Linked DNA regions of Homo sapiens: region 2 is linked to region 1. The links are chromatin loops, found by intact Hi-C in ENCODE. Cell type or tissue: HCT116. All regions are shown on one strand. Each heading gives the region's core, and the rest is flanking DNA. Links, peaks and the distances in the headings are about the cores only. Region 1 holds the start of LOC124901025 (a long non-coding RNA gene). Region 2 overlaps NR2F1-AS1 (NR2F1 regulatory antisense RNA 1).

What was found. Peaks named below come from ENCODE experiments on the same cell type or tissue, not always from the same donor. Only the 100,000 strongest peaks of a DNase experiment are listed, where the experiment ranks them.
Region 2: a loop joins it to region 1, with 3 times the contacts of the local background. A loop is called at or near these places in 5 of 110 quality-filtered maps.

What each region holds. Positions count from the first base shown.
Region 1 is chr5:93,073,803-93,083,608 of GRCh38, forward strand. It overlaps LOC124901025 (a long non-coding RNA gene), which reads right to left and starts at 1,891. Exons shown (of 2, transcript XR_007058868.1): 1 at 551-1,891. RefSeq lists an enhancer at 4,381-5,580 and a silencer at 5,095-5,144. In HCT116, for the core only: no CTCF peak of the experiment used is centred there; a DNase peak (open chromatin) is centred at 5,009; H3K4me3 peaks cover 1,339 bases; H3K27ac peaks cover 4,662 bases.
Region 2 is chr5:93,560,012-93,569,817 of GRCh38, forward strand. It overlaps NR2F1-AS1 (NR2F1 regulatory antisense RNA 1), which reads right to left. Exons shown (of 8, transcript NR_186187.1): 2 at 3,353-3,452. Among named protein-coding and RNA genes, the nearest start is that of NR2F1-AS1, 16 kb to the right of the region's middle. In HCT116, for the core only: no CTCF peak of the experiment used is centred there; DNase peaks (open chromatin) are centred at 4,020 and 4,370; H3K4me3 peaks cover 1,263 bases; H3K27ac peaks cover 4,916 bases.

The DNA.
Region 1 (9,806 bases), core at 1,019-9,018:
GTATTCATGTTCTCTCTTTTTAGTTGCCTAGGAGAAGGAAGAAATCTTCAGAAAAAATATTTTAGAAAATCTTTTCTGAATTGATATGTAGTGCATTTCTCCTTTTTTATACAAGGTGACAGCGTGCGTGAGATGTAAAGATGAGTTTGCTCAGGCAATTACCCCTTGTTGATAGCAGATTATTTCCTCTGGCAACTCGAAAATAACTTGTTGGTATATAAGTTACTGCTGTTCTGGGGATGTAGTAATTTACTCTCCTGCCTTTTTTATGAGCACATTTATTTTAATCAGTAGAGTTCAGAATAGCTCTTTTTCATCTAACTCCATCTCTTTTGGAGTTATGCACCTTCTAACACATAATGAAGGAAGGTCCTTTTGCGCACACAGGAGAAAAGAGGTATGATATATTGCTGGAAAAATGGTCTTTGCACGGGAAATCATATCCCATGATCTTTTTTGTCCATGTTAAAAACACAACACTTGTTCTCCACAGCTCCAGCCCAAATTATTTTTCTGATGAAAACAATGAAAACCTCACCAAGTAACTCACCATTATCTTTCATCGTGGGGACCGATAACATGGAATAGTTACACATGTAGGATGAAGAAGAACATGAAAGAATTCAGGTCAGCAAAACCTATACAACTTTTAAGAAATATTGCAGGTTATATACCTCACTGAATGCCTGTAAGATAAAAGCAAGCCAGAGAGTTTAACTGCCTCACCATTTTGCAGATGAAGTAAAGGGTCCAGAAAAGAAAAACACTTTTCCATGGCACCCAGGAACTTTGATGGGGACCAAACAAATACTGTGATAAAGGTCCTTCACCTCTCCCATTGGCCCCTAGCCATCCCCTTACAGAACTTTTGCTATTTCTAAACAAGTATAGAGAAAGCAAAATTCATTTTCTAACATTAATCCCTAGTTGGCTAAGCCTTGGTTACTCCACATGTGTTACTTATCATGAAAGTTCAGTATATGATAAAGAGGTGGATCATTTAATTTTTCTCCAGTACATAATAACAATGACAAAATTAGTGACTTCACCACTTGGGTCTTTTCTAGAAAAGGGCAAAGTTTGGCTGATGGAGCACAGACACCAAAACCTGAGAGCCTGTATTCTTGACAATCTCTACTTCTGACCACTTAGATTCTTGTTACTCCATTCTCCCAGTCATAAAACACTAGGCAGTAACTTTCCTCTCATCATGAGGATTATTAACAGGACAAAGGAAGACTATGGATGTGGAAGAATCTGGCTTTCTTGAAAATTCAGGGACTGTCATTTCAAAGCATTACTTCTTTGTACTTCTTCCATGGAATGTTTTCATTTAAGTGAAAATAGAACATCAGAAATAATTTTTTGTTGAGAAAAAAATAAGAAAAAGAGCAAAAACAAGAACTGCAAGATTATTTTACAAAAATTTCTGTGATTTTTTATAGAGATCATATCTGGGCAAATCAGGAGGATAAGTAAAATCAACTGTCCTAATTTATAAAGCCAATGCAACACAAGTTCACATCAGTCCACATTGTGAACTGCGTCTGTGCATTAAATATATTAATAATTGAACAGTACAGCAGGAAAAGTTTTAAGGGCTTTTTTCAAGTAGAAATTCTCATCTATGCCTAGCACTAAATTCAGTAAATTTTCTTTCCATACATAAGGTGGTTGTCCAAATCTGTGCTGAAGTAGAAATTCATGGCATGTATTTTTAATATTTCAAAAGTAGTGAGTTTGCAAATCTACTTTTCTTAACAAATTGTAACCAAACCTAGAAACATATACTAAATAGGTGCTCAGTCCTCTATGAACTCTCTTCCAATAAAAAGGGGAGAGTGGCGGCACACACCTGTAGTCCCAGCTATTTGGGAGGCTGAGGCAGGAGGATTGGTTGAGCCCAGGAGTTCTCGAGCCAGCCTTGGCAACATAGTGAGATCCATCCCTGAAAAAAAGAAAAGAAATTGTATATATATTTGCTTGTGCAATAAACTAATATTGAATATTATACAATTTGACTCATGTGGCCTTCTCTGTCTAGGTTTTCATGGGTATAAACAATTTAAATTTTAATATATTATAAATATTATTTTATTATTTGACCAATATTTAAAAGTAATGAAATTAGTGAGAAATATTTTATTTTGATGATATAATTGTCAAGCACTTTGTCAATAAGAAGCTCTGTACAAGCTTCAAATAATTTAAAGAAGCAAAATTATTTAATGTGTAAATTCAGACATTAAAATTTGGGGGGTTCATATTATAATTTCCTGACTAAATTAAGTCATGAACAGCAAAAAGAATAATGCGCACACAAAAATTGAGCTTCCTTATAGAGATTCCAGGAAAAAAATAAATGAAATAGATAAAATAACATACAAAGCCACAAAGAGTGATGATTTTGCAAGGGAGAACACTATCTCATCTTATTCATTAAAAAATGTGAAGAACACTTACTCATCTCTGAAAAAATAGTTTATTTTCTTCTATCTGGAATTTCCTCTCGTATCACTGCTATAAGCAGGTTTTTCACCAAAGGGCTGGTTTCTTAAGTGACTCAACCTAATCATTTTAAGCCCAATTCAACTATATAGAATATAATGATTGTCAATAGGAAGAGTTAAATATTGGTCTTAATAAAACTTTAAATGATATAATTAGCCTGACAACTTATTACATTTAAGCATATCAACCTGCCGATATTTATTTACAAGAATTAAAATTACAAAAATTATAAAGATGCTTCTACATTACCACCATTACTTTGGAATACTTGATATTGGTTCCAAAATAGTGACAGGTTTAAATATCGTCAGCTACATTAAGGTCTGTTCAAAAAGTACATGAGTTTTGAACAGTGTATAGGCAAAAAACAAATTACTAATATATAACACATCTTGCATCAAAACATAGCTTCTAGCCGCAGCAGTTAGGGCAGCACAGGCCAGGAATCTTCTAAGAAAGAACATTATGCAACAAAGCGCCACCACTCGGACTGGGTGATAGAGAGCTAGCTGCAACTGTTAGTGTTTTCTCTTTCTTCTTCCTTTTTTTTTTAATATACAGAAGGATTGTACATATATTTGGGGAACATGTGATGGTCTAACACATGCACACAATGTGTAATGATGAACCAGGGTATTTAGGATATCTTTCTTGTTGTTTGTGAGTGATGGTGCTGAGGAGGACTGGAATCAAGCTCAGGAGAAACTCCATGTACTAGAGGAAAAAAGAAATTCCATCTACTTAGTAATGAAAAGAATAGTCTCTGAAGCCAAGAAGCTTGGTTAGAATGTCAGGGCTACCCCTTACCAGCTGGTGACCTTGGGCAGTTTTTGGAATGTCTTAGCCTTGGTAATCCCTTCTATGAAAAAAAAAAAAAAAAGGAGGAGAAAGAGAACATATAGAGGTAAATGAAAAAAATAGTCTCCCATCTATAAAGGGATAATAGCCTTGTGTGAAGATTAAATAAATTAGTACCTATAAAATGCTTAGAAGAATGCCTGGTAGATAGTAATTTCTCAGTAAATGTTAGCTAATATAGCAAAGGCAAAACATAAAGCAAGAGAAGTAGCATGGCAACAGCAATAATCTTCCATTTCCAGAGAACATGAAATGTTTTAGTGTAAGGAAAGGCTGATCTATTTTTGAAGGAGGCAGCACAGTTTAGTGGAAAGCATCAGGAAAAATCTTGAGTTTTCATCTATCCTGTTTCTACCAGTACCTTGCTGCGTGGCCTTGTCCCACTTAACATCTGTGCACCTCATTGTTCTTATCAAGAAACTAAGAAATTTCAATTTGATGATTTCTAGGGCTTCTTTCAACTCTAAACATCTTCTAGTCATAATACCTAGAGGATAATCTGGCAGCCATTGCATGGTTTATGCTCATAGGAGGAGTATTTCAGGTGTCTCTTTCTACTTCTCAAAGGGCCAGATGAGCAACCAGAAGTACATGAAGACTGGTATATTGCAGTGAAATAGAATTAAGCCCTCAAATGGAATGTCATTTAATTCCTACACTGTAAAAACTGCATGTATGTGTTCTTACGCATCTATACCTTCAAATTACATGTACCAAAGAGTGGTGTACCTTATATTGGTTCTCTGATAGAATAAATTCCCACCACATAGTGAATTTTTAAACTGAGATGCTTATTCTATTTCATTATAATGTGTAAACTGTTACTTTATACTCAACTACCCTGAGGTAAATTGAAGATGGGTATACAAAATGAAACTATTCCTCTAATAAAATCACTGACATGTTAAGAGGGTTCCCATTTTAGTTATTTATGCTGTTTTCTTTCATTTTTAAAGATGACACTACCCTTTATTACACATTCTGAATGTGTGTGTTATACTTGTACGACACATTTTCTTTCCATGACCCATTAAAGTAGCATAATGCTTTCTATATTCATGCATCTCTTAGCACACAACCTATGGTTTTAAATATTTTTGCATTCTTTCTCAGAAGGGAAAAAAATGGGTTTCATAGTGAAAGAAAAAACTTGGCCAATTATGTCATTTTTATCTCATTTTCAGTTTCGACCTAGCATTATCTTAGGCTTAGTAGTAACAAATGATAAAATGACAAATAAATTCTGACATTCTCTGCATAATCTACATTCTTGGCCATCGAATCTTCATTTTACCAGCCTCTTAAGAAATGTTTAAGAAAAAGAAAAAAGAAAACCTCAAACATGACTGCCAATCTAACCCATTCCATTCTGTGTGTCATGCTGCCGAAGCAGCACTTGGAATCTAGAAGTACCAAGTGCCACAATTCGTCTCCTTGTGACTCATGGCACCAGATGACAAGCAATCCTCTGTCCTTCAGCAGCACCAGAAACAGTGGAGGATCCGTGTGGGTGTTCACAGCGTTGTGAATAGATCTAGTGGGAGGCAAGAGTCCAAGGCTCAGGCTTCCTGCACGTACCACCATCCTGACAGATGGCATATTCTTGGCCAGAATCCAAGGACCTTGGTCACCGAGTGAACTTTCCCTGACTCTGTGCTATGTCGATATCCCAGACACACAGGGACACAGGCCTTGCTTATGAATCATTCTGCTAGAAGCTGCCTCTATGTGTGTTTTCTGAATGAATGTTCATAAAGGTATTTTGCCTAAACCAAGTAAGACTGTTCAGCACTTTGTCACACAATTACCGTGGGTTGTATCAACACAGAAAGTGTGTTTTATAATTTAGTCATAATGAATTTTTTGACCCATAAATCAATAAACCTGTTACAGACTGAATAATAATATTTGCTTCCTGAAAGCATGTATGATATCAACAAGGTCGCAGTTTACTGTCATTTTTAATAGGGAGAAAAAATCTGTACTCAAGGGGCATTTAACATATTTTGACAAGGTGACCCACAATTATCCATTAACACTGTATTTGTCTAAGCCCTACTGCATTGATATGCAGGGACCATGTAATAGTTCATTGATGTCCCACTTGGGGGTGGAGCATAAGGCAAGTGGGACCTTTCCAAGGTCTTTCACAGCCAGAATGCATCTTGCTATTGCTGTATTGATTAAACATTTGGATAGTTAATCAAAACAGCTCAGCCCTGTTAACCTGCCACGTGCAGTATACAAAAGAAAGAAAGAAAGGCCTCTAAGAGAAGCCATGAGGCTGTATTTTTCTTATTTTCAAATTTGATAAAATATATCTTTTCAGACAATAGGATTATAGTAAAATATTATAAAGCATTCAACTTCATCTTGAATTGAAAGACTTGTGGACTTTTCTGTTCATTTCTCAACATTTTTAAAGATTTACTTTGACAAAAATTGTGTATATTTATGGGGTACAATGTGAGGTTTTGATGTGAGGTTTTGATGTAGATATTACAGAAAGATTAAATCAAGCTAAATAACATATATATCACATCACCAACTTATTTTTTGTGATGAGAATGTTAAAAATCTATTCTTTCAGTGATTTTGAAATATACGATACATTATTATTAACCATAGTCAGAAACTAGTGAAATAGATGGCTAGAATTTGTTCCTCCAATCTAACTGAAACTTTGTACACTTTGATCAATATTTTACCTTTCTCTCTGTCTCTCTTTTCCCCACACCCCAGCCCCAGCCTATGGTAATGAACTTTCTACTGTCTTTGTCTATGAGATCAACATTTTTAGATTCCACATACAAGTGAGATCAAACAGTATTTGTCTTTCTGTGCCTGCCTTATTTCACTTAGCATAATGTCCTCCAATTTTATCCATATTATTGCAAATGACAGAATGTCCTTTTGTAAGGCTGAATAGTATTTCATTGTGAATATATACCACATTTTCTTCATCCAGTCATCTATTAATGGGTGTTGCTTCCATATTTTGGAGATTGTGAATAATGCTGCATAAGCAAAGGAGTATAGATAACTCTTTGACATACTGATTTTAATTCCTTTGGATATATAACCAGAAGTGTCATTGCTGTATCATAGATTAATTCAATTTTCATTTTTTTCAGGAGCCTCCATACTGTTTTCCAAAGTGGCTATACTAATTAACATTCCCACCAACAGAGTACAACCGTACTCTTTTCTCCACGTTTGCCAACACTTGTTATCGTTTGTCTTTTTCAGAGCAGCCATTCTAACAAGTATGAGGTGATATTTCATGGTGATTTTAATTTGCTTTTTCCTTATGATTAGAGATGCTGACCATTTTTTAAATATTTGTGTTGGCCATTCATAACTCTTCTCTTGAGAAGGTCTGTTCAGACCATTTGGCCATTTTTTTTTAACTGGGTTTCTTGCTTTCTTGCTATTAAGTTGTTTGAGTTCCCTATATATTTTTGATATTAGCTCCTTATCAGATGTATGGTTTGCAAATACTTTCTCCCAATCCATGGGAGAGTATCTCTTCACCCTGTTGTTTCCTTTGTTGTCTAGAAGTTTTTTAGTTTGATGAAATCCCATTTCTATTTTCCCTTTTGTTGCCTGTGCTTTTGGAGTTCTGTCTAAAAACACCATTGCTCAGATCAATGTCAGGGAGCTTTCCCCTATGTTTCTGTTTTCTTTTTCCTTTTTTTTTTTTTTTTTTTTTTGAGATAGAGTCTCTCTCTGTCACCCAGGCTGGAGAGCAGTGGTGCAATCTTGGCTCACTGCAACCTCCACCTCCTGGGTTCAAGTGATTCCCCTGCCTCAGCCTCCTGAATAGAGCTGGAATTACAGGCATGTGCTAGCATACCTAGCCGAATTTTGTATTTTTAGTAAAGATGGTGTTTTGACATGTTGACCAGTCTGGTCTTGAACTCTTGGTCTCAAGTGATGTGCCTGCCTTGGCCTCTCAAAGTGCTGGGATTACAGACGTTGAGCCAACATGCCCAGCCTTCCCTATATTTTATTCTAGTAATTTTATAGTTTCAGGTCTTAATGTTTAAGTCTTTCATCCATTTTGAGTTTATTTTGGTATATCATATGAGATATGGGTCCAATTTTATTCTTCTGCAAGTAGATATCCTGCTTTCTCAGCATCATTTATTGACAAGTCTATCCTTTTCCCATTGTGTATTCATGGAAACTTTGTCAAAAATCAATTGATTGTAAGTACTTGAGTTTATTTCTGGGATTTCTAACCTGTTCCTTTGGTTGATGTGTCTGTTTTTATTCCATTAACGTGCCTGTCTCTGCTTGCTGATAACATAATCTTATATATAGGAAACCCTAAAAATTCCACCAAAAAATGTTCAACTGAAAAACAAATTCGGTAAAGTTACAGGTTAAAAAATCAACATATAAAAATCAGTAACATTACTATATACTAACAATGAACTATCCAAACAATAAAAATAAGAAAACAATCCTATTTACAATAACATCAAAAATAAAATACTTAGGATTAAAGTTAACCAAGGAAGTGAGAGATCTATCTATATACTAAAAACCATAAAACACTGTAAAGGAAATTGAAGAAGATACAAATAAATGAAAAGATATTTCATGTTCACGAATTGGAAGAATTAACATTGTTAAAATGTCCATACTACCCAAAGCAATCTACAAGTTGGATACAATTCCTATCAAAATTTCAATGTCATTTTTCACAGAAATAGAAAAAAATTCCTAAAATTTGTATGAAACCAGAGATGACCCTGACTATTCAAAGAAATCTTGAGCAAAAAGAACAAAATTATAGGCATCGTGCTCCCTATTTCAAAACATATTATAAAACTTTTGTAATAAAAACATTTCTTGACATTTTAAGTGGGTTAAAATCTCACATCTTTGCCAGAATTGAGTCATGTTCTTTACACCCATCTAAGTTCAGTGCACCCTCAGTTTCCTCTTTAGTTAGAATACTCTTGATATTCAAAATTGGAGGCCCCCATTTGGGACTCACTGGTTCATTTCTACCCCCTAGATTTTCCCTTCTTGTCACATGAGCCAATATTCTCAGACCCTCTTTCCTCATGTCTAATCTCAAACAATCTCAATGTTTCGTTTCCTTTGTTAAGAATATAAAGTTATCAGAATTTATTTTTATACATATAAAACCTTCAATTTTGCTTCCCTTTCTTTCTTCTGTTAAATCTTTTGTCCTCAACTGATTTTTCTTATAACTGAATCGTTCTAATTTTCATTTAGGAGACCACCAATCCCTGCCATTCTCCCCTTCAGCTTCTTATCAACCAATAAGTAGCACAGTTATACACCATTCACCTCACATTCTGCCATACATATCTGTTTAGGACTTCCAATTATATCCTCAATCCATCGTACATAATAATCATGTACAGTTGTGGTTATTTACACTCTAAGTATTTCACCTGTTCACTTTGTTTAACAATTTCTAACACAAATCAATTTTTCATAAAGTTGTTTGATCATAAGAATCATCAACTCCAATTAGACCTACTTATCATTATATCCAAGAGTAGGACCTAAAAATGTGTAGTTTAACAAGCACCTAGGGAAGTTCTTAGGGTCAGGAAAATCTGTAGTCCAGTGACTTAATCCATTCTTCATCCATTTGTTCTGTAAAGCCAAATATACACCAAGTGATAATTAAAAATGCATCTATAACAAGATTTTATTTCATTAAGTACAATTATTGAGCACTTTCTATGTGCAGTAATTTACATATGTTATCTCATTTACCTTGCTGCTAAGTTCATCCTGATTTTGCTTTTTATTGGGATGTACATGATTGTGTGTGTGTGCAAGTGTGTGTGTGCACAATTATATTACATAGATTGTAATGTCTATTTTGAGAAAAGATTTTCTCTCCCTTTTTGGCTTTGACAAAGCAAGTTGCCATGTTGGGAGTTGCCATATGGAGAGAGGTCACAGAGTGGCCCTCCGCCAACAAGCAACAAGAAACTGAGACCCTCAGTTTGGCAGCCTGCAAAGCATTGAATGCTGCCAACATTCATGTGAGCTTGAAAGCAGATCCTTCCCTGGGCGAGTCTCAGATGAAACTGCAGCCCCAGCCAACACCTTGATTGCAGCTTTGTGAAACCCTGAAGCACAGAACTCAGCTAAACTGTTCCCAGACTGCTAAAATCCATGGCAACTGTGAGATAATAAACATGTTAATTTTAGAATTTGTAGTAGTATTATTACACAGTAACAGATAACTAATACATAATACTTTTATTTCATAGCCATTGTTATTTCGAGTCCCATAACCTTTTAAATTTGGGGGTTCCTATTTAATTACATTACTAGAAACTGCTACCACCTCAATTTACCATCATCTGTGCATTTACATTATGATCTAATATGCACCCTAGGAAGTAGGTATTTTATCTACTCATGTTATAAAAAAA
Region 2 (9,806 bases), core at 642-8,641, 490 kb after region 1:
TGAAGCACAATAAAATGAACCACAATAAAACAAAATATGCCTGTATATGACTTGAGCAAATTACTTAACCATGTTTGAGCTTCAAACTCTTCATCAATAAAATGGTAGTTTTACATTTTATAAAAACTGAAGAAATTAGATGATATATGAAATGTGCTTAACAGATATTAATAATAATAATAGGGCTTTACTATTTTTATTAAAAGGAATGTTTATAAATTAAGGATTTTTTTACACTTCTCTTGGGTAGGAAAAATAATTAAGCAAGCTCATGTAAGAACAAAAGTCTTGTTCACGTATACTGTACACAAAATATTGCCTTTGGCTAGTTCCTGACTATAAAATGTAGGACTTTCCGAATTTTAAAACTATTTGTCAAAACTCAAAACACATTCAAAACCTAATCTTGGAACTAAAATACAAACAGGATCTCAGTGACTTTTGGCTTTGTCGTTGACATTAGTTGGTATGCAGCTTTCAAAGCTCTACAATACCACTCCTTTATTCCCTCAAATTTGTAAGCTTTAGCCAGTCCAGAAAAACTACCTTTACAATTTAGAGTCATATGAATTTAACTCAAATAGGATGGTATAATCCACTGAACCTTCTACCAGGAACTAGTGATGTGTTTGTTTATCTCTTTTAAATATAAATCTTGTAAAATATACATCTCAAAAATCAGCTAATTGAAGAAAATACATATTTTGAATTCACATACTTCTTTTGAGAAATATTTAAATAATGCAAAACCTAACAAATCACCAAATTCAAAAGGACCTTGTTATATCATGCAAACAATCTACAAAAGATACAAATTATATTCCCATATGAATTTCAATACCTGTGAACTGAAATTTGCTCCTATATCTACATATAAAGAAGTAGAAGAAATTGCACAATTAAGTCCAGAAAGACTGCAATTATTATGGAAAGAATGGTGGTATTTTTGTTAACCTCTTTATCTAAAAGAGCTATCTGATGGCCGGGCATGGTGGCTCACGCCTGTAATCCCAGCACTTTGGGATACCGAGGCGGGCAGATCACCTGAGGTCGGGAGTTCGAGACCAGCCTAACCAACATGGAGAAACTCCATCTCTACTAAAAATACAAAATTAGCTGGGTGTGCTGGCACATGCCTGTAATCCCAGCTACTAGGGATGCTGAGGCAGGAGAATCACTTGAACCTCGGAGGCAGAGGTTGCGGTAAGCCGAGATCGCACAGGCAACAAGAACGAAACTCCATCTCCAAAAAAAAAATAAAAAAGCTATCTGCACTGGTCAAATTTGTTGGAAAATATATCAACAACCCACTTCTCCTTGTGCAAGAGATAACTATTCTTAGCATCTTTTTAAAAATTTTAGTGAGTTATAAAAATATGTTCAATGCTATAATAAGTTCAACAATATTAGCATCAGCATCAAAGCTAATGTATGGTCAAGACCAAACATAGGTATTTTTTTTTAATATTTATGAAAACAGGCCAGGCGCAGTGGCTCACACCTGTAATCCCAGCACTTTGGGAGGCCAAAGCGGGAGGTTCGCTTGAGCCCAGGAGTTCAAGACCAGTCCAGGCAACAAAGTGAGACCCCGTCTCTACAAAAAATTAAAAAATTAACTGGGCATAATGGCGCATGCCTGTGGTCCCAGCTCCATATGAGACTGAGGCGGAAGGATCACTTGAGCCCAAGAGGTCAAGGCTGCAGTGAGCTGTGTTGACACCACTGCACTCCAGCTCAGGCAACAGAGACCCTGTCTCAAAAAAAAAACAAAACAAATTTTATAATTATATTTATACACATACATATTTATGAAAACATGTTTTGCCTTTATTCTTAGTGTAGTTCCTAACTTTAAAACAGACTTTGTTAGCTGAGTTTTCGAAATATGAATGTGCTTTTTGCTCAATTAAACAACATAAAGGTCACTTTTCAGAAAACAATGTTATTTGCAAGGAGATAACTAAATTGACACATTTAATTTAAACAAAATATTTTGAAGTATTAAGAAAAACTCTAAGATTTTTTTTAAGTACTGATTTAAAGTTAGCAAACATGGCTGGGTGTTATAGCTCACACCTGTAATCCCAGCACTTTGGGAGGCCAAGGTGGGAGAATCGCTTCTGGCCAGGAGTATAAGGCCAGCCTGGGCAACATAATGAAACCCATCTCTACAAAAAAAAAAAAAAAAGAAAAGAAAAGAAAAGAAAAGAAAATAATAAGATAAAGTTAGCAAATGCCATATTCTATTTATTTAAGATACATACTAAATAATACTATAATTTAGGCTGTCCCCAAATTACAATTCCTATCTCCCAGGCTTCCTAGGCTGGAGTGCAGTGGCGCAATCTCAGCTCACTGCAGCCTTGACCTCCCCGGCTCAAGTGATCCTCCCACCTCAGCCTCCCAAGGAGATGGGTCCACAGGCACATGCCACCAAGCTGGGCTAATTATTGTATTCTTTTTGTAGAGATAGGGTTTCACCATGTTGCCCAGGCTAGTCTCGAACTCCTGAGCTCAAGCGATCCATCCACCTCAGCCTCCAAAAGTGCTGGGATTACAGGCGTGAGCCACCATACCCAGCCTCAATTCCAAGCATTTTTTCAAAAAGTGAACAGCAAGGAAAAATTAAATATATTTTCTTTTTATCTTAAAGTCCCAATATAGTAATATTAATAAAAATCACATGAATACATTATATTAAGAAAATATAATCCGTTAAATTATTAGCAAAAGACCATATCAATTATTATGGATAGTAATTGGGGCAGGGAGTATGCCTTTATCTACTCCACATGCCTTAAGCATGATAAAAACTCAATAAATATGTGTTGAATATCTATACTTCGAGAACAATAAGCACAATGGTCACATAATTCTCCTAAGAATCAAATACAGAAAAATCTTAAAGAACTGGGCATTCAAAACAGGACATGAACAAATTTTTACATCATGCAAATCTAACATTGGTAAGAGAAAATTCTACCCCTTGTATCCACGAATTGTAAGTCACAGCTACAAATTATGTACTGGCTGTGTCAATGGAAAATATATAGCCAATGCTGGTTTTGAAATAATCTCAACTTGGTCTAAAGTGAAGTCATTAAGAACTGAGTAGAAATGGTGTATATATTTAAGCCCCTATAATTCTGGGATTATATATGGGCAAGAAAGTAAATTTACCACATTCTGTGTTATTTTTGTTAACACCACACCACATCTCTATGGAGAGCTATAATAAATAAGAAAGTGAGGTAACATATATGAACTACACAATGACTATATATTCTTGTGTTTCACTAGGGTCTCTGGTTTTAGCATTGCTGGTTTAGTGGTTAAGTCTCAATATTCTTACCGCCATTCATCCTGGTTAATATTGTGGTCACGGAGAAAACAGGTTCATCATGGGCTAGTTTCATTTATCCACACCTTTTCTCTTGAGTTTCATCTACCTGCTGGAGAAACACAGGGAAATTTAATCAGTGTAAAAAATTCCTTATATTACAGATATTTGCTGGAATTTTCTATTAGACAAAGAGTTGCTTTTTGAAATATTCTCACACACACCCTAAAGAAGCTTTCCCAGACAGAAATGAAAGAAAGTATATTTAGTAAGTGTGAGCAAATAAAGCAATGCCTAAATAAAAGGTGTACTGAATACTGGTATCTCAATCACATTAGATCTCTCTTCCCCAACTTAATATACCACGGAAATTTTCCTATTAGAAGCTGACGAACATGTAAGATAATTTGACCTAAAATACAGACAAATAAATGTGTTACCTGGTCTGCTTATTAAAACACAACTACCAGGCCGGGTGCAGTGGCTCATGCCTGTAATCCCAGCACTTTGGGAAGCTGAGGTGGGCGGATCACGAGGTCAGGAGTTTGACACCAGCCTGGCTAAGACGGTGAAACCCCATCTCTACTAACAATACAAAAAATTAGCCTGGCGTAGTGGCTGGCGCCTGTAGTTCCAGCTACCCGGGAGGCTGAGAAAAGAGAAAGGCGTGAACCCAGGAGGTGGAGCTTACAATGAGTGGAGATCACGCCACTGTACTCCAGCCTGGGTGACAGAGCCAGACTCCGTCTCAAAAAAAAAAAAAAAAAAAAAAAAAAAAAAAAAAAAAAAAAAAAAAAAACACACAACTACCTGGAGAATACTTACAGCACAGACAAAGCTACTATTAGCAGCGTCACCCACCCTAAAGAAAATGGTTACTATTATAAGTTCCCAAGTATGCATTTGTAGAAGGAAGCAGTAGTTTATTAAACCAACTTTTTGATCTTGAAGCAACAGATTTGGGAAAAGATGGTTTTACAATAAAATATATAACTCCAACCTCCAGTTACATTGCTATTTTTTCATAGGACAGACATGGCACTGTGTGAATATTATGACTCAAGCTTAGTCATCTCAACTAAGAATGAATTAAATTCGTTAGAGTAAAAACCTGAAAGGGAAAGTACATGCATGTAATTCTAAGTTGCTATTTTTAGAATGGGGTTTTTCTCCAAAGAGATTTTAAAAATGTATTTCCACATTATTTGTGCTATTTTCACTTTAGTACTCTGGCATATTGGCTACTGAATAGAAACAAGAAACAAGCCCATTTTCCAACAGAAGGTCATTTATGATTTGAACATAGTATAAACTACATAAAAAAGGAAAAGTAATTTATTAAAGACCTGCTTGCTAAAACACTGAATTTCAGAGACATATACATGTAAAAAGACGCTTGTGTTTATGCCCATCCTATTTTCCTGGTATTTAAAGAGATCAAAAAATTAACTGTAGAGTAAGAAGCCTATTGAAAACCTCATTATATCTAAACTACTTTATTATATTTATTACATTATATCTAAATGACTTTCCAGGAAAGTCCAGAAAATACAGAAGAGCTTCACAGGTTCTGCAGGACACACAGTATTGTAACCCTATAAGCAGCTTCCAGGCTAATAGGGCTTCAGTGGTTTTTCCCTACAGAAAAGATAGTCCGAGAAAAAAATCTGTTTCTCTATTCTCTCTCCTCACTCCTTCTTAAGAATAATCAGAAAAAAAATGACAGGCAATGTGGAGTGAGGAAAAGACAACCTTAATGGAAGTCAGGAAAACTGAGTTTTATTCCCTGCCCTGTGACTTATTATATAGTCTTAGGCAAGTTACTTAGCCTTTCTTGGCCTCTGTCTTTTGTTTGTTTCATTTTGTTTCATATGGAACACAAGAAGCACTGAAAAAAATGTTTTAATTACACCTAGAAAGACAGCAGAGACCATAGAGGCCTACCCCCAACTTCACAGGTGAGGACACTAAAACAGAGAAACATGCCCAGTCATAGGTGATAAGATTAAAAGACTTCTAACAACAGTCACAGCTCCAACATTTAAAAAAGTATTTATTTAAAAAGTATTTATTTAAATTTATTTACATCAAATTTTTAGAACATGTAAAAAAAAGTAACTAAGTAGCAAAAAGGATAACTGCCAAATTTAGGATAATTATCTTTTCAAGAAGCCATAAAGAAATATATTCTGGAAGGCTTCAATTGTACTGTTAATATTTTATTTCTCGAACTGGGTTTGGGGTATATGGATGCTTATTTTTCTTCATATACCATTTTGTATGAAATACTTTCTAGTCTTTTTTTATGTAATCACCAAAACATCTTTAATCAAAAGGTAAAATAAATGAAAACACTTCTCTGGAACTTTAAAGGTCAATGAAAATAGTTGTGTATGGTTTCAAATATTCTCCTGCTGAGTTTAAAAGGTAAATATCACTGTGTCCCCCAACATAAGAAAAAAAAAGCGTAATGTGCTAAAATATATATATATATAACTATTTCTAATCTAACTTAGTAAAATATAAAAGTACTACACAAATAGCACAAAACACAAAATAAATTTTATTACTAATAGCATGATAAACCCATTTAAGACTATTGAGAGACATACTTAACAATCTGTACTTTAAATACATTCAAGAGTCACATCTAGTAGCCTAGTGTTTCATCGTCAGATTGGCTGGTTGTTTTTATTGAAACAAATAAGAACTGCAATAATTTACCTAAAGTAAGCAAAGGCCTATCTAAATATCTACATAGAACCTATGTGTAAAAACTAAGTGCCTCCAAAATATCTGAAATTTTCCAACAAGAAAGTACAGGTCATTCAGCAAAATATATTTACTGTATACTACCATAATAGCTATTTAATTGTTATCATTATGATGTAGATATATAATGGAAACAGATGTTCCTTTTTCCTTTCAGCAAAGCAAAGGGAAAGTATAAACTTGCTGATATTGCATAGACTACTACCATAGCACAATAGAGGAAAAAAGACATTAGCACATGACAATATTAGTTTTTACTACACAACTAATTGCATAAAAAGTATAACTTGAGATCATTAAATCAATATAATTTTCAGCACTACAGAAGAGAAACAAATAGATGTGTATAACCAGCCTATTTCACATCTGCAGTTGGGAAAATACTTCTGACAGATTAAATATATGCAAAACGCTACCACTGCTTTCAGAACACAAGAAAAAGAGTGTTGTTCTGTTTTCTTTGCTCATGTAACATGAATTAGAATGCTGCCTCTACAGAGGAATTTTTTTTAAGTACCAGTATAAATTGGTAGAACCTTTCTGGAAAACAATTGGGCAATCAATATCAAGAACCTTAAAAAACAGTCTATATTCTCAGTCTAAGTAATTTCTCTTTTAATAACATATTGTAAGGAAATAACCATAGGGATGGCTAAAGATTTATTTAAAATGCTATTCATTACAACTTAGTTTATACAAATGAAAATTAAACATCTGAGTTGTCTAATAGAGCAATAATTAAAGTAGATATGTTAAAACATTATAGAGTCAATATAAATGACTTTAATAATTTTAATCATATTACATTAAATGCTTAGAAGAATAAAGTTTAGAGAAAACCTTATTATACAAAATGGCATTTCTAATTTTTGTAAATTCTGTCTTATGGGCATATACTACTTTTATCAGAAAAAGTTATTTTTTCTTTAAACAGTTCTATTTCTATCATCTGATATTCTCAGTCCAAAGTTTCTAAAATTCTTTGGGCAAAAGAGTCCTATAAATATTTACAGGTAAATTGACTTAAAGTTATGTTGATATGTTATTTGATCCTGAAATCTGGCACAGAAAAAGAAGTATTTGTCAATCACATAGACAACACCTTTTTTTTTCCTGGGTTAAACGGAATCCTTACAAATTAGGGAAAATTTTTATGGAACAAACATTACAAATGCTTCCTTAAGATCTATTAATATGATATGTAGTATGTTGCTAATTCAAGGAAATTTTCAATTACAAATATTTGTAAAGCAAATGAAGTAGCCTATTGATTGCTGTTTCAGTATGCCAGTAAAAAAGTTTGCCATAGCTTTCCTAGGACTCTTAGTTTCCTGATTTTATTTTTACAAGAAGAAGCTGATTTGTCTTAGGCTATTACTGTCTATTACTTGTAGAAGTCTTGAGCAAAGGTGGGAAGCAGCAAATTCTGGCAATCTGCCTAAAGAGAAATCAATGAAACAAATTAATCCTTTGCAGGCTGCAATGACACAGTAATCCATCATTCAGAGCTGTTTTTATATACCAAATCAGAGAGCAGAGGAAAAGAGCCCTGGGGGATATCACAGGCAACAACTTACACCAACACTGAGAAAATACTGAGGAATCAGTTTATTTAAAGAGGATAGATTTCAGTTGATTGCCTATTTCGTCAAATAAAGATTTTTCTTCCACAGTGTGGTGAACCCAAGGGCCAGTGACTGTATCTTCAGAATTCAGTACCATCTATGCTGGCTGACACCAATAGGAGATGAACGTTTTTAAATAATTAGCATCATTAATCAGTATGGTCAAATATCTGGGTAAAATAAATATTACTTTGTCCATCCAACTACAAAGTGTTATACATGGTCCTTGTTTTCACCAGAAACTAAGTGTAAATTTACCTACTAATCTACAACTTAACTGACTAATTCCTGGTACACCATATTTGAGGTACTTCTTCACACATAAAATGTAACCATTTAAGATATATGTTACTTCCTAATGCTGTGTTAAGTTTAAAGACTTAAAATTTTTAATTCAAGCTCTTGTGTAAATTCCAGCAAGCAAGTCAGATTATAAATAAATGACTTATTTTAAAATGATAAATAATAATTTTGCTCATAATGTAGTTGACAGTGTTGGAAGATAAATGTGGTTTTCTTTTACAAATAAACATAATAAATGTACAGCAGTATATTCAAACTAAGTATATTTATTTATACTTTTACAAAAGCCTATGTATTTAAATTTATTTGTGCTTCTGTAGAAAGTTATGCACCTTACTATGTCTTACTAGAGTAATGCATTCTAAGTAGAAGTATATTTCCTTGATGAAAACTAATGGCAAGAACTACAAAGTCACAGTGCATTACTACTCTAAATGCATGCATCATATTCATGGTTAAATGTGAGAAGTCAGTAAAAGAAAAGAATTTTCAAGATTATAAACCAAAGAAAACTTGACACGAGTCCCTGAAATGGTAAAACCCCAGAATACCTAGTCACAAATCCAAAACAGAAAAAGATTAAATAAATGCTAACTACTCAATTTTTGAGTGGCATGTTCGAGTCTGAGGTCCGTGGCCATATGATCACAATTCCTGGCTATGCTGATGCATTTTTAATTCAATGCATGGATCTAGTATTTATTGATTTAATAAGGTTAGAAGAATTACATTGTTGCTGCTACTGATGAACTGTCAGCAATTTAATCCAGTGAAATCTTACACAGAAATGTTTATTTTAGGGGAGAACGAGAGGAACAACAGCCATGTAAATAAATTTAATTCCTTTACTACCCTTGACAGTGACAAGAGCAAAACCCTTCTTTTCTAGACTGCTTTGGGCCCCAAACATTTTCTTTGATTAAAGATGTACCAGCTGATTGAGCTTATGGTGAAAAAGTTGCAGGATAGCCTTGTAGGTACACCTTAAAAATTAGGAAAAGCAATGACTTTCTCCCAGTATCCACTCTAGTCTCTCCTCATAGGTTTGAGGTACACACGCACCCACACACCTCAACCCTTACCTTGTCACCTAACAAGGTTTCAACGAGCCTGTCAGCGATTTCCTCTCTCTGGACCCTAAAATTTCCCACAGCATCATTAGTACACAGGAAGACAGAAGAGAAGGGAGAAAATAGAAAATTAACCTTCTTAAAAGCAATTCGGCCAAGAGAGGCTTTAAGGGCTATGTCAAAGTAAGGAGGTATTACAAGATCCAGAATCAGAAAGCGGGTTTAAAAAAATCCACAAAAGTTGCTGAAACAAACACTTGGGGACTATTAGAAAGCTTTTTGCACTGCTGCACTACCCTGCTCCTGGGCTTATCTCCCCAACCTGGACACCTGGGAAGCATGCTGTGCTTCAGCGTTTCCCTGACTTTGAAGAAATGGAGCGCTGGTGGTGCTGCTGCGGAGGTCAGTAAAACTATGCTAATTGGTGAACCTAATTGCTTCAAGCAGTCCTGCCTCTAAACATGGAGAGAGTACAGTTGATGGAGTCAGTCTGTTCCTGATAAAATGAAGAACCACTGAATTAAATTCCCAAGGAAGGCACTATAAAAGTTTCCACAGTGTAACCAAATGACTTCACCTATGTTATTACCTCTAAGATGACATCTTTGAAAGAAAGCAGACCCCAGTCGGGCTCCATATTCATAAATTGGCTGAGCTTAGGCCAGTGAATCTGGATTTATTTAAAAAGGTTTTTTC